Linked DNA regions of Homo sapiens: all the other regions are linked to region 2. The links are chromatin contacts, found by Hi-C or POLR2A ChIA-PET in ENCODE. All regions are on one chromosome and are shown on one strand. Each heading gives the region's core, a stretch centred on a gene start or an enhancer-like site at or near the end of the contact. The rest is flanking DNA. Distances are from core to core; before and after follow the strand shown. Region 1 overlaps CLDN1 (claudin 1). Region 2 has its middle 56 kb from the start of CLDN1. Region 3 has its middle 91 kb from the start of CLDN1.

Region 1 (4,463 bases), core at 1,668-4,167, 39 kb before region 2:
TTCCACTGAACAAAACCTACACACATACCTTCATGTGGTTCAGTGCCTTCCTCTCTCTACCAGTCTATTTCCACTGAACAAAACCTACGCACATACCTTCATGTGGCTCAGTGCCTTCCTCTCTCTACCAGTCTATTTCCATTCTTTCAGCTGTGTCTGACATGTTTGTGCTCTGTTCCATTTTAACAACTGCTCTTACTTTTCCAGTCTGTACAGAATGCTATTTCACTTGAGCAAGATGATGTAATGGAAAGGGTGTTGGCATTGGTGTCTGGAGACCTGGATTTGAGTCTTGGTGCTATCAATCACCGTCTGTGTTTGAGCAAGGCATTTGGCTGCTGTAAGCTTATTGCTTCATCTGTAAGCGGTGGTTTGTAATTCCTGATCTTCCCACCTCACAGTGATGTTGTGGGGATCCAGTGAGATAGAATACATGTAAGTGTGGTTTTGTAATTTAAAAAGTGCTATACTAAGGGAAAGAATTGAGGAATTAACTGCATACGTTTTGGTGTTGCTTTTCAAATGTTTGAAAACAAAAAAAATGTTAAGAAATGGGTTTCTTGCCTTAACCAGTCTCTCAAGTGATGAGACAGTGAAGTAAAATTGAGTGCACTAAACAAATAAGATTCTGAGGAAGTCTTATCTTCTGCAGTGAGTATGGCCCGATGCTTTCTGTGGCTAAACAGATGTAATGGGAAGAAATAAAAGCCTACGTGTTGGTAAATCCAACAGCAAGGGAGATTTTTGAATCATAATAACTCATAAGGTGCTATCTGTTCAGTGATGCCCTCAGAGCTCTTGCTGTTAGCTGGCAGCTGACGCTGCTAGGATAGTTAGTTTGGAAATGGTACTTCATAATAAACTACACAAGGAAAGTCAGCCACTGTGTCTTATGAGGAATTGGACCTAATAAATTTTAGTGTGCCTTCCAAACCTGAGAATATATGCTTTTGGAAGTTAAAATTTAAATGGCTTTTGCCACATACATAGATCTTCATGATGTGTGAGTGTAATTCCATGTGGATATCAGTTACCAAACATTACAAAAAAATTTTATGGCCCAAAATGACCAACGAAATTGTTACAATAGAATTTATCCAATTTTGATCTTTTTATATTCTTCTACCACACCTGGAAACAGACCAATAGACATTTTGGGGTTTTATAATAGGAATTTGTATAAAGCATTACTCTTTTTCAATAAATTGTTTTTTAATTTAAAAAAAGGATTATTGGCTTGTTTTCTAATCATTTATTGCAAGATTGCCATTCTTGGTAGAGGAGGTGGCTTGGGACAGGATCTGACTCACCATGATCCTGGGAAAGAACTATGATGCCTCTGGCCCATCTATCAAATTTGAGTGGCTCCACCCACTAGAATGCCCTATTTCTCTCAAATTGAGTTCCTCATCAAGGGTGGTAATAGAAGAGGATGCCAGGAGATGTTACTTAATACTTTTTCTCATCTATAAAAAGGGGACATACAATAATAAATGATAAGATATGAAGATATTTTGTGAACTATAAAGCACTGTGCAAACTTAAGTGGCTTTGTTCCTCACAAAGGTGGAAGAGTGAAAGACAGCTGCTGGAAACCCATTATTGTTTCTGTAATGATGATGATCAAAACTACTCCATAAGGATGTGATGGAACTCATTCACTCATTATCTTAAAGTATCAATAACTGACACAACCTTAAGTGTGGCCTGTTCCTGGACAATGTTCATATTGAGACCAGGCTTATAAGTAAAGGCTTGCAGCTCTAATGTGGAGTCTCAGACATTAGCATGATGGGTGAGGTGCAAAGATCATTGCCAGTCAATTTGACTTGAATTCTCCTTAAATTAAGCAGATGCATCAGAATTCTCACTCTGTTTCTACAGAATTTAAATATCTGAAGGTAAGGCCAAGGCCAGCAGAAGTTTGAAAGGCAATAAAGTATCTTGGTGCTCCTGAAAATAACTAAAGGAAAACTTGGATTGTGAATCATACCAAGTAGATATCACCTCTGTGTGAGCTCATCCTTATCTGAATGCCATTGTTCTTCAAACCTTTCCTCCTCTTGTTTAACACTTTCTATATTTGCCCAGATCAAGAGAAAACTTCACTTTGTCCCCATATTCCCACCTTTTTCAGCCTGTCATTATTCCTAGTATGATCTGGTTGTGTATATTTCCTTCATTTTACATGTGGCTCACGTGTAATGTCTCTGAATTTCCTTCTTTCCTCATTTCCCAAAAACCCCATTTACCCCCAGCCTGCCCTAAAATCTCTTCATTTAGCTGGTATCATGCAACTTTGATAGAAGTCATTGCAGCTTCTAGGGTTATGTGGGGATGGCTTGTTGAGTCCTAAAAATAGGCAATCAGAGAGTTTCTCAATGCTGAACCTCTGGAAACTCTGGAAATCCCTTGGCAGTTGGCACACTCCACTTCTATTGATAAGTTTTCCAATATGGTCATTATCAGCAATTGAAAACTAGATATGAATTTATTTAATTAATATTTACGGGACACCTATCACAGGGCCAGCCTCATTAAATGCAGGCAGGGTAAAGTAGCTATGAGATGAGTAAGACCTTGTCCTGGGCTGAAGCAGTACAAAGGATGTTAGGTGGAAAGAGAAGTAAACTTGAAACATAGCACTCGTTCTGCCACTGATGAGCCAGGTGAGCCACGGAGATCTCCACCCAGTTTCTTCATTCATAAAATGAAGGCCTTAGACCCATGCAGTGGCTCTTAGCCATAACAGCATGTTAGAATCACCTGGGAGCTTTTGAAACTTCCCAATTCTAAGGCCTCACCCAAATCAAAGGAATCAGAACCTCTGAGAGGAGAGTCCTAGCAGGAGCTTCCCAGAGGATTTCAACATACTGTGTGGATTGCAAACCACAGGCCTATGTCATCTCTCAGGACCAACCTTGTCCCAAACATTTTCTGAGTAACACCCATCCAGGCACTTAATAGATTTGCTGTCAGTTCACCCTTTCCCTAATGTTGTTGCTTTATTTTCTGGTTCAGGATTGGGGCTTTTTTTTGTGTTTTGTGGGGAAAAGGAGGAGTTAAAAGCAGGTGGTCCTTCAGATGCTTTTGTCATGTTTCTTTGGCAAATGATCTTCTTTCTTGCCTTTCTCTATTATTTTTAATTTACCTCCAAAGAATAGTCAATAATACAAAGTAAATACTGTTTAAAAGAACAGGTTTCTTTTTATCAAACCATGTGAGTTCAGGAGGGTAAGTTGTTATTTATAAAGTGGAGTCTGAGTTATTCTCTTTAATGTGCAATTTTCAGGAGAGTCCTTAGCTAAACCTTAAGCTTGCTTCATTTATTTTTAATTGAATAGCATTTCTGTGATTTTAGTTCACTTATTTCATTATTTTTGTAATTTATTGCTTTGTTCCCCTTTTCCAAAATAGAAAAAAAAGTGAACACACACCCAAACCCCCCCACACACCAATTTAGGAAAGATAAAGTTTGAAAACTGTGCTCAGATCTCTTAACTGAGCTGACCTGGGATAGAACACATTGCTATGCTGAAGAGGCTTTTACTTCTTTTTGGAAATCATTTTTGTCAATTAAGTTTCCTGTTTCTATTAATGCTGTGCTTTTTCTAAGTGTCTATTGCTGCTGCTTGACTCTATTTAAAAAATCCAACAGCCTATAGGTGATCTGGGTCAAGCAGACATCTAGATCAAGGGTGAGGAATAGCAGAGAATACTTGCTGGAAGATGAGAGTGAAATACAGCAAAGATATATAAGCTTCAATGCAGCAAGGGCAGTGGTTTTAAAATTATTTTTTGTGATAATTTTTTACCACAATATGTATTTATTTGATAATAAAATTAAAACTTATTAATGAAGAAAGTAGAAAAATACAGAAAAGTGGAAATAAATATTTTAAATATTATAATAGTCATATTACCCAAAGGTAGAACTTTCAAATAATTTGATGTGATTTCTCTAGCCCTTTTTCCTTTCCCAGAGATAGGCTTTGGGGTTTATTCTTATTTTTTATTTTTTTACAGAGCATCATGTAAAAATAATTTTGACTTGTGCTTTATTTTCCATTTCAGTATATGGTAATATACTCTTACCAGACATACTTTCTAAACATAGATTGATTGTTTGATTCATATATATATATATATATATTTTTTTTTGAGACAGGGTTTCACTCCTGTTGCTCAGGCTGGATTCCAGTGACATGATCTCATTTCACTGCAACCTCCACCTCCCAGACTCAAGCAATTCTCCTGCCTAAGCCTCTCAAGTAGCTGTGATTACCCACACATGCCACCACGCCCAGCTAATTTTTGTATTTTTTTCTAGAGATGAGGTTTCTCCATATTGCCTAGGCTGGTCTCAAACTCTTGAGCTCAAGTGTTCCACCCACCTCAGCCTCCCAAACTGCAGGATTATGGGCGTGAGCCACCACACTGGCCTCACATAATATTTTTAAGAA
Region 2 (4,275 bases), core at 1,751-4,250:
AGATGCTTGCATGACATCAAGCACCAATGCGAAGGATGGGTGAGAGGGGAGAGGCTGGAGGTAGAGACAAAAAGCCTTTGCGGGATCTCAGACGTGCAGCGAAGAGGACTAGCGCCAGGTGGGGGAAACAGGGAAGTTAGAGAGGAGTTCATATTGGTCATGGGCACATGACATCTATTTCTACACCTCGGTTTCTCATCGTAAGAAGCCTAGTACTTGAAATTGCAATAATTTAATAAATACTTATTGAGCACATATAAAATATTAGACACTGTTTTATATGACACTAAAATGAATCAAATATCAATCTTTCCTTCTAGAACCTCAAATCTAGTTGGAAAGACAGACCCACATGAATAAATCAAATGTAAGGCAGAGCATGAAACAATTTTTATTAGTAATGGGCTCCAGATGTTCCCTTCTGAGACTTCAAGTCTTGTCTTCTTTTAGCCCATTCTAACAATGGTCATTCAAATACTAGAATAGATAAAGATAAAAAGAGGAGAAAGAAACCTCAAAGTAGTCAGAGAAAACGTCCACCTATAATTTATTTATTTTATTTATTTATTTATTTATTTATTTATTTATTTACTTTTGAGACGGAGGTTCGCTCTTGTTGCCCAGGCCGGGGTGCAATGGCGTGATCTCTGCTCACTGCAACCTCCGCCTCTTGGGTTCAAGTGATTCTCCTGTCTAAGACTCTAGAGTAGCTGGGATTACAGGCATGTGCCACCATGCCCAGCCAATTTTTGTATTTTTAGTAGAGACGGGGTTTCACCATGTTGGTCAGGTTGGTCTCAAACTCCTGACCTCAAGTGATCCACCACTTTGGCTTCCCAAACTGCTGGGTTTACAGGCATGAGCCACCACATCGGGCCTGATCATTTAAATACTGGTGGTTGAATATTAAGTTTGAATATTAGTTTTTAGCTTGAACTATTAGAAATATGGTAACAAAAATGATAGAAATGTATAGTTGCCAAGAACATTAGAAAAATTGTGAATTTCATTTGAGAGAATCTTTTACTCTGAACTTAAAAGCTTCATTGAATTTCTAAATAACTTCTTCTACCATCCAAGTCAATTCATGAAAAATTGAGACACAGACCAAAGTAGAGACTTTCCAAATTTGTGCACGTGGTATGCAAGAGCAAGATGAGGCAATGAGCTGATGACAGAGCATCTACAAAAAGATGCCTTGCAAACATTTGGAAAACTGAAACTAAAGTAGAGGCAGGGATAGACATGGATAGACATGCTCACTTCTTCAACACTGATGTAGTTAAAGTCTTGAGAATAAATTGAATTACTAAAGGGGAAATTGTTTAGAGAGAAGAAATAAGAGCCAAACACTGAGCCATGTGGTAAATAATCATGTCTTGGTGAGAGGAGAAAGAAACCTCAAAGTAGTCAGAGAAAATGTCCACCTATAAAGTAGAGTACCAGGAGATAATGTTCTCATAGAACATAAGGGATTTGAGATTTCAGAAAAAAAGCAACAGTCAGCAAATACTAATGATCTAGATAGATCAGGGAAATTGTTGACTGAGAATTAGACAAATATGCTCCCTAATACAATTTGGAAGATATGGTTTTGGAAGAAGCCAGAATTCCATGTACTTCAGTTGGGGATTGAGTCTTGCTTTTCAGATTAGGAAGTGTTATCATTTATCTCTTTGGGCAGGGTAACTAGAAAGACTGGAGTGGTGTCCTTGTCTTGCTGCCAGCAGTGATGCCTCCTCTTTGGCTCAAGGAGAGAGCTTCAGCACTGAAAGAGCTTCATGCTACTCTGAGCTCTGCCCACCAGGTTTCACAGTAGTCCTATATTACAGTATCTCTGATTATTGTCCTTAAAGTTAATGTATATTCATTTTCCCAGAAGTTCAGAGTAGGACATGGATTTTCTACCACTAACTGGCAATATTTTTTGAACCTGAGATACTTTTTAATCTGTGCTATTGTACTCAGTTAATAGCCTTATGCTGAGTTCTATGCAATGACATTGTTTGTCATTAAAGATACAGAAAAATGAGACATATTTCCTGCCTCTTGGAGAAAGATATGCAACACAGATCTGATGAGTTGTACAGAGGCATGCAAAGTATTGAAAGATCACATGAGGTGGAGCCTAACAGACTGAAAGTTTGTTGACAGAAATGTTTTCTGCCAAGAAGCTCCCAGTCCCGGGTCTCTTACTCCCTCCTCCTTCCCCTTTTCTATCCACATCATGCTTAATTAGTTTGTGGACAGCAAGTCTTGTATCTTTGCAGGCGGAAAGACGTCACTCCAGTAGTGTGCCTGGTTCTCTTGACTTGCCAGTTAATGCCCCATCTGACTCATGGTGCCACAGGTATTTATTGCTCAACAAGCCAGGTGTGATAGCTCTGGGAGAGCCAAATCCCACAGCCATAATGAAGGCTAGAATTTTCATTTAGTAAACAACTTGGTCCATATAATTTTGGCTTTGTTTCCTTACTTGATCGCGCTGTTGCCTGAAAAATACAGGTTTGTAAAACTACATATTTTACTTTGAATTTATTTCTAGAAAGTGTGTCAGTTCAATAGCAAAATTTAGAATAATTTTTTCATCTCTATTTTTTTGAATGTTTCATTCAATTTTTTTTTTTAGAATCATCCCACATCTGAATAGAAGGAAACCTTAAAAACTATCTGATCTGGGACTTCTATCTGATTCTTGAATCAGGTAATTCCTCTAGCCATGTGCACATCAGCTATTCAGTTACCCAACAGATGGTGGCATGTAACTATACTTACCATCAGTCCAAAACAATGAAACTTCTTTATGAGATGGTCTATTATTTCTTTAGGGTGTTATCTTCTCTGGCTTTCAGAACAGAGGCCTCATAACAATTCTATTATCTGCACAGTGTTGTACACTTTTCAAATTGCTTTCATTGCATTTCCTCATTTGAGTCTTACATTCCTGTGGGAAAAAAAAAGACAGAACTGCAGAGCTGGTATTGGCCCTGGACACCAGAACAGACACTCAGATGGCTGGGTTATAGTCACCAGCTCATATTATGGTGACTGTCAGAATCTTTTTCAACACGTCTACATGACTGCCTCAAAAACCTTTATTGGCACTGAACTTATGAAACTACAGATTCCTGAAGGACAAATATCCCATGTCCTAGTGTTCAAATTAAATTTCTATTCTTCAATGTAGTGGTTGTAGTTGACGGGGAAAAAAAAAAACTCATTATATCATTGTGCTTTGCCATTATTGTAAGGAAAATAATGCCATTATTATTTTTTAAATTTAGAAATAAATTTAGAGACTTCAAGATGTCAAACCGTGTAAGAGTTGCCCTAGTTTACGCTTGAAGTTATATCAAATAATATTCATCATGGATTTTGGGTTTTGTGCCTCTTATGTGGCAGTCACAGAGCTAAGCTCTCTATATACCTAGTGCCCCTTAAAACTTACACCACCACTCTGAGGTGTCACTATTCCCATTTTATAGTTGAAAAAAAATGTTGAATAAAATTTGTAGGAGGCCATTGATTTAGACTAAGTTCCTGTTCTAGGCCCAACAGATCTAACCAATATGGAGTCCTTCACGCTAGTAAAACCAATTAACTTGGGAGGATACTCGTATATGGGTAGCTGGATTCTGGTTAGTTACAGTAGCTGAGCTTTCCTCAGTTGTAGGGGGCCAGCTAATTGAAATAAACTGTAACAATTAAGTTGTCCTTTTTGCCTCACTTCTATTTTCTATCCATAAAAACTGCCTAAACACACTGTAGATCAGGAGTTCTTAGAACCTTTTGGTTCTGAGGGCTGCCTGATTTGTGAATCATTTTTGTTTGTTTGTTGAATGCTTTCCTTTTCCCCTCAAATAAACTCAGTTAAATTTAAACTTGTCTAGGTTTTTTTTTTCCTTTTAACAAAACTAAGGCTTAAGCAGGTAACAAAACTAAGGCTTAAGCAGGTAACAAAACTAAGGCTTAAGCAGGTAGAACAACTCGCCCAACGGTTAAGATCAGAAAATCCCAGGCTTTTGGATTTAAAATTTTAGATTAAATTTAGATTTTTCTGACTTGAAATCTTGAGCTCCTAGATGTCATGCTAGTATTTTTTCTCTTTTCTTTTCCTTTCTTTTTTCCTTCCTTCCTTCCTTCCTTCCTTCCTTCCTTCCTTTCTTTCTCTTTCTTTCTTTCGAGTGTTTTTCCATTTTTTTATTTCAATAGTTTTTGGAGTACAGGTAGTTTTTGGTTACACGGACAAGCTTTTTAGTGATGATTTCTGAGATT
Region 3 (4,404 bases), core at 191-2,690, 33 kb after region 2:
CACAGGGTTTGAGGGTTATAACCATGGGTTGTCTACTCCACAGTGGAGGAGTGGTCTCGAACTCCTGACCTCAGGTGATCCACCTGACATTTTTGGAGGAGCAAGGCCTGATATTTTTTTCTTAACTTTAAGAGAAACGTTCCCCAGTCAAATGGCGATTTATTATTGCACCCATCTGTTTTAGAATGTGTGATAGATTGGTATTATAGGAGCTTGTAAAATCATACAAACAAGTAAAACAATCTAGTAAAACAGATTGATATGTGGCGAGCAAGACAGACTAACAATGACAAAAAAACTCTAAAACAGGCAGAACATCCAAGTGCTCTAGGAAACACATAAGCTGTGAATTTGGTGTTAGATTTAATATTAGTAACCAAGGAAGGCTTCAGAGAAGAATTGCATTGAAATGTTCCTGGGATTTAGAAAGGCAGAGTTTGTGAAGAACATTCAGGCTGAAAGAATCCCATAAGCAAAGATCTGTGGGCATCTGTAGATAGGAAGAATGACAGTGCAACAGTTAAATGCATTTTATAAGGTGGCTGGGGCTCCAGGGATGGCTAGAAAGACTTAGTGGGGAATAAAATCACGTTTCTCACTGTAATGCACTAAACAGAGACAATCATCTGGGGACTTGTTCTCATTTTGTGAGTGACTCTGAGTCTATCTACTCATTGAGGGTTTCCACAGGTATTTTACCTTAAAGCTCTCTTGAATTTGTGGGTGTCTTCTGTGCTACATCCTAGGGATGGAGAGGAAGGAGGTGAGATATTTTGGGACCATTGGTCTCCATCTGGAAAGCCAATTGAGCTAACTCATGAGGATTTTAAGGGACATGATATGTACCTCATCACTAAATAAAACTAAGGTTGGCACATCTGGTAAGCCAGGAAGCTTCAGGATATAATCATAGTATTTTTATTATCCCCTGGATGTTTCATTTTTTGGTTCGTATGATTCTTTTTTCTGCCCATATACAGTGTGTATTTTACACTAAGTGAGGTGTGGTTAATCCCATAGTTCTCTGCTGTAAGAAATCACTGATGATACAGTTTTGTCAACCACTGTCTGTTTACTGCTATCACAAACATATTTTCTGTGATAAGTTGGGAATCTGTTAAGAAAGAGAAAGATGAAGGACATCCAGTAGCAAATTTCAAGCACTTGTAGTAAGCAACTGAATCAGGCCTTCACCTAAGAACAGAAATAGACTCTTTGCTCCAAGTGGCCCTTCAAGTGGATGCCTTGAGGCATCCTGAAGAAGTCTAGTCAGCTGCTGAGTTTGAGCAATTCCAGGGGCGGTACCTTATAATAGTGGCATTCTGATGATGAGATCAGCCAAGAATGAATTCACAGAAAGACCTCAGAAAGTCTGACATCATTTGAGATCCTCAATTATCCAAGCAAAAGAAGAAGAATGTGAAATGGGAACTTCCCCTGACATCTTGGCACAAACCCAAAGCGTCTGAATGTCCCACAAAAGGAAGCACTTCTTCCTCTGCTTCTGTAATTTTTTACTGAGTCATGAGATAGGGTTATATAAGTAGGGTATTTTAAATAAATTAGTGGATCTTAAAGTCAGAAGGGATTACTGGAGGTCACATCTGGTTTCAAGGTAGGTCCTCATAATGTAATATCCAAGAGAGATGAATGGAACAGAAGACATCTGTAGTGGGAAAAACATAGGCTTTAGAGTCAGAAAGTGTCTTTTTTTTTTTTTTTTTTTTTTTTGAGACAGTGACTTGCTCTGTCACCCAGGCTGGAGTGCAGTGGTGCAATCTCACTCAGCTCACTGCAACCTCTGCCTCCTAGGTTCAAGTGATTCTCGTGCCTTAGCCTCCTGAGTAGCTGAGATTACAGACACGTGCCACCACACCCAAATAATTTTTGTATTTTTAGTAGAGATGGGGTTTCACCATATTGGCCGAGCTGGTCTCGAACTCCTGACCTCATGTATCTGCCCACTTTGCCCTCCCAAGGTGCTGGGATTATAGATGTAAGCCACCACACCCGGCAGAAAGTCTACTTTTAAATCCCTCAGCTACCACACATGGCCATGTGGAGGGCAAGGTATTAACAATATTGTTTTTAATAAAATAGTCTTAAGAAGTAGGTGGCGTTATGTAGCTGGATGTACCTCATAGGCCAGCGAATCTCAAACTTGAACAGGCTAGGCATACAAATTACATGAAGATCATGTTAAAATACAGATTGTAATTTGGTTGGTCTGGAGTAGGGCCCGGTAATGTGAACTTCTAACAAGCTCCCAATGGTGGCCCATGCACAAAGCACGTTTTGAATAGCATGGTGGTAGAGAGTAAAATGTCACACAGAATTGGTTATTATTTGCTTATTTTAACAGGTTTTCAGGAAACAATATTCTTTAGCCTTTATGTTTTAATTTTCCCCCTCCTTCACTGACTTCTACCCTAACCCTCCACATTAAACCATATATCTGGTAAGAATGCTCATGCTCACCTAGCATAGTGAGCCCTACTAAAAACAACAACCAACAATTTCGTAGAAGAGTAGGCTTTGAAGAAAGTGACTCTTTTTCAACAGTTTTTGCATACAATACTTTCACAATTATCTCTGTGTATATCAGAAATTTGGGAATTATGCTGAGGCAAAGATATTTTTAAAGGAGTGCTTGCTGAATTGCAAGCGAGAATGGAAGGGGTTTTATAAGAAGAATCCCTTGGAAATCATATATCATGAAAAATGTATCAGGTATATTTGTACATCTGTGTAATGTTTTATATATTTTATGATTTTCAGGGCATTTTCACATATGGCTCTTCATTCATTCTTTAAGAAAAAGGTAGGCTAGGCAGGTGTCATTAGCCCCATTTCACAGGTGATGAAACTGGAATGTGGGGAGATGAAGTGAGTTGCTCAAAGTTATACTCATCCAGTTGCCACAACACAAAGACAAAATCCAGTTCTGAATTCTAATCCACTGCCCTTTTCTTTGTCTCCTCCTTCACCATGATTTCCATAGTGGCTCAGAAAAAGTTATGGTTTGGTTTCTCAAACTCTGGTTATGAGTGAGGCTGCCAGTAGAAGAAGGTAAAAGGTGGCAGATATCCCAGATTCAGTTACTGTGGGATACTGCATCAGCAGGGAGCCCATTAATGTAGATATCTCTCATTCTCATCAGATGAAAACCTACTCTAACCTTGAATTTTTAGATGATTCATTTGTTTGTTTCATTTCCAGCCAAGAATTCAATGTCCTATTCCCTTTGGCATGTTTACAGATGAGAGTTAGAGCCTGGAGGTGGAGCGCAACTTGATTATTACAATCATCCAAAATGGGTGGCTGATTTTCTACTCTCTAAAAATATTCTTACCTTTCTTCTTCCGTACTCTACAATATGTCCCTGACCACTTCCACTCATAGTGATCTCAATCTAGTTCCCTGTTCATGTTTCACTCGACTGTGTGTGTGTGTGTGTTTCATGACCTATGAAATTGGGAATTCCTTGTGGACAGGAGCAAACATGTTTCAGTTTCATTTTACATTGAATGATTGAAATGAGAAAAAAAAAGATGCAGAGTAAAAAGTACATTTCATTTGGAGTCAGATGATCTGGATCAACTACTTGTTAGCCATGTTACCCAAACCACTTAAACTCTGAGCTTTTGTTGCCTCATCTAGAAAATGAGAATAGTAGTACCTACATCACAGTACTGTTATGAAAAGTGAATGAAATATGCGTGAAATTATTTTGCAAACTCATAAGAGCTGTATCTGTGTAAAGAAGGTATTTGTATTTATTTTAAAAATAATGTACATTAAATGAGAGGAGTCTGCTTGTAGCATCAGTCATAAATGTATTTTCTCCCCTCAAAAGCAATTTGCATTTCTATGTTCTGCTATACAAAGAAATATAGACACATGAAACAATACTATTAAAAACTGATTTTCTCAATGTGGAAAAGATAAAAGTTCTAGAATATGCTGCAATAAGATATAATCCAGATGCTGAAAATGTTCACTACAAGCTGTCAACACTAGGTGCATGAAAGTCAGATACTAGGATTTAGGTTTTGGCCTAAGAATTTTCCTTTTAAATTCTCAATATTCCTCAGAAATCTTAAGTTAATACCCCGAAAGAATAAAAATGATTCATTTCTCAGACTGAGAATCCCAATATAAGGAGAACATACATGCCTACCACCTCCTCTGGAAGTGATTCTAAAAACCCAAACTCACCCATCCCTTCCTACTTACCCACTTTCTGTGGGTACCACATCAGATGCTTCCCATTCTTGGTCTTGAGACCATTCCATAGCTTTTCTCTCCTCTCTCTTACTATAAATGAGCCACCATCACACACATAACAATAGCTGTCACATGTTGAATAACTATGGAGTGTCAGCAGCTGTATTGGTAATTTTG

The links. A loop is a pair of places that touch in the nucleus more often than their neighbours do. ChIA-PET counts read pairs that join two places held with the same protein, here RNA polymerase II (POLR2A). Pooled maps may share reads with other maps.
Region 1: a map of mammary epithelial cell shows a loop between it and region 2 (2.3-fold over the local background). The contact joins two enhancer-like sites. A Hi-C loop is called at or near these places in 6 of 168 maps with a recorded cell type or tissue (Caco-2, HepG2, MCF 10A and 3 more) and 3 of 50 pooled maps. POLR2A ChIA-PET finds 5 or more read pairs at or near these places in 3 of 52 experiments (IMR-90, MCF 10A and PC-9).
Region 3: a loop to region 2 is called in a map of PC-9, with 6 times the contacts of the local background. The contact joins two enhancer-like sites. A Hi-C loop is called at or near these places in 4 of 168 maps with a recorded cell type or tissue (MCF 10A, PC-3, PC-9 and 1 more) and 2 of 50 pooled maps. POLR2A ChIA-PET finds 5 or more read pairs at or near these places in 4 of 52 experiments (A673, MCF 10A and activated T-cell).

Annotation. Positions count from the first base shown.
Region 1 is chr3:190,302,470-190,306,932 of GRCh38, reverse strand. It overlaps CLDN1 (claudin 1), which reads left to right. Exons shown (of 4, transcript NM_021101.5): 4 at 1-1,226. It also overlaps a transcript of CLDN16 not described here. Among named protein-coding and RNA genes, the nearest start is that of CLDN1, 18 kb to the left of the region's middle. Within about 2 kb of position 2,917, at least 3 of the 41 ENCODE cell types and tissues checked have a DNase peak (open chromatin) inside an H3K27ac peak, as active enhancers do; they include mammary epithelial cell, where a contact is called at or near this core.
Region 2 is chr3:190,263,961-190,268,235 of GRCh38, reverse strand. No RefSeq gene overlaps it. Among named protein-coding and RNA genes, the nearest start is that of CLDN1, 56 kb to the left of the region's middle. Within about 2 kb of position 3,000, at least 2 of the 41 ENCODE cell types and tissues checked have a DNase peak (open chromatin) inside an H3K27ac peak, as active enhancers do; they include PC-9 and mammary epithelial cell, where a contact is called at or near this core.
Region 3 is chr3:190,229,072-190,233,475 of GRCh38, reverse strand. No RefSeq gene overlaps it. Among named protein-coding and RNA genes, the nearest start is that of CLDN1, 91 kb to the left of the region's middle. RefSeq lists an enhancer at 806-2,005. Within about 2 kb of position 1,440, at least 6 of the 41 ENCODE cell types and tissues checked have a DNase peak (open chromatin) inside an H3K27ac peak, as active enhancers do; they include PC-9, where a contact is called at or near this core.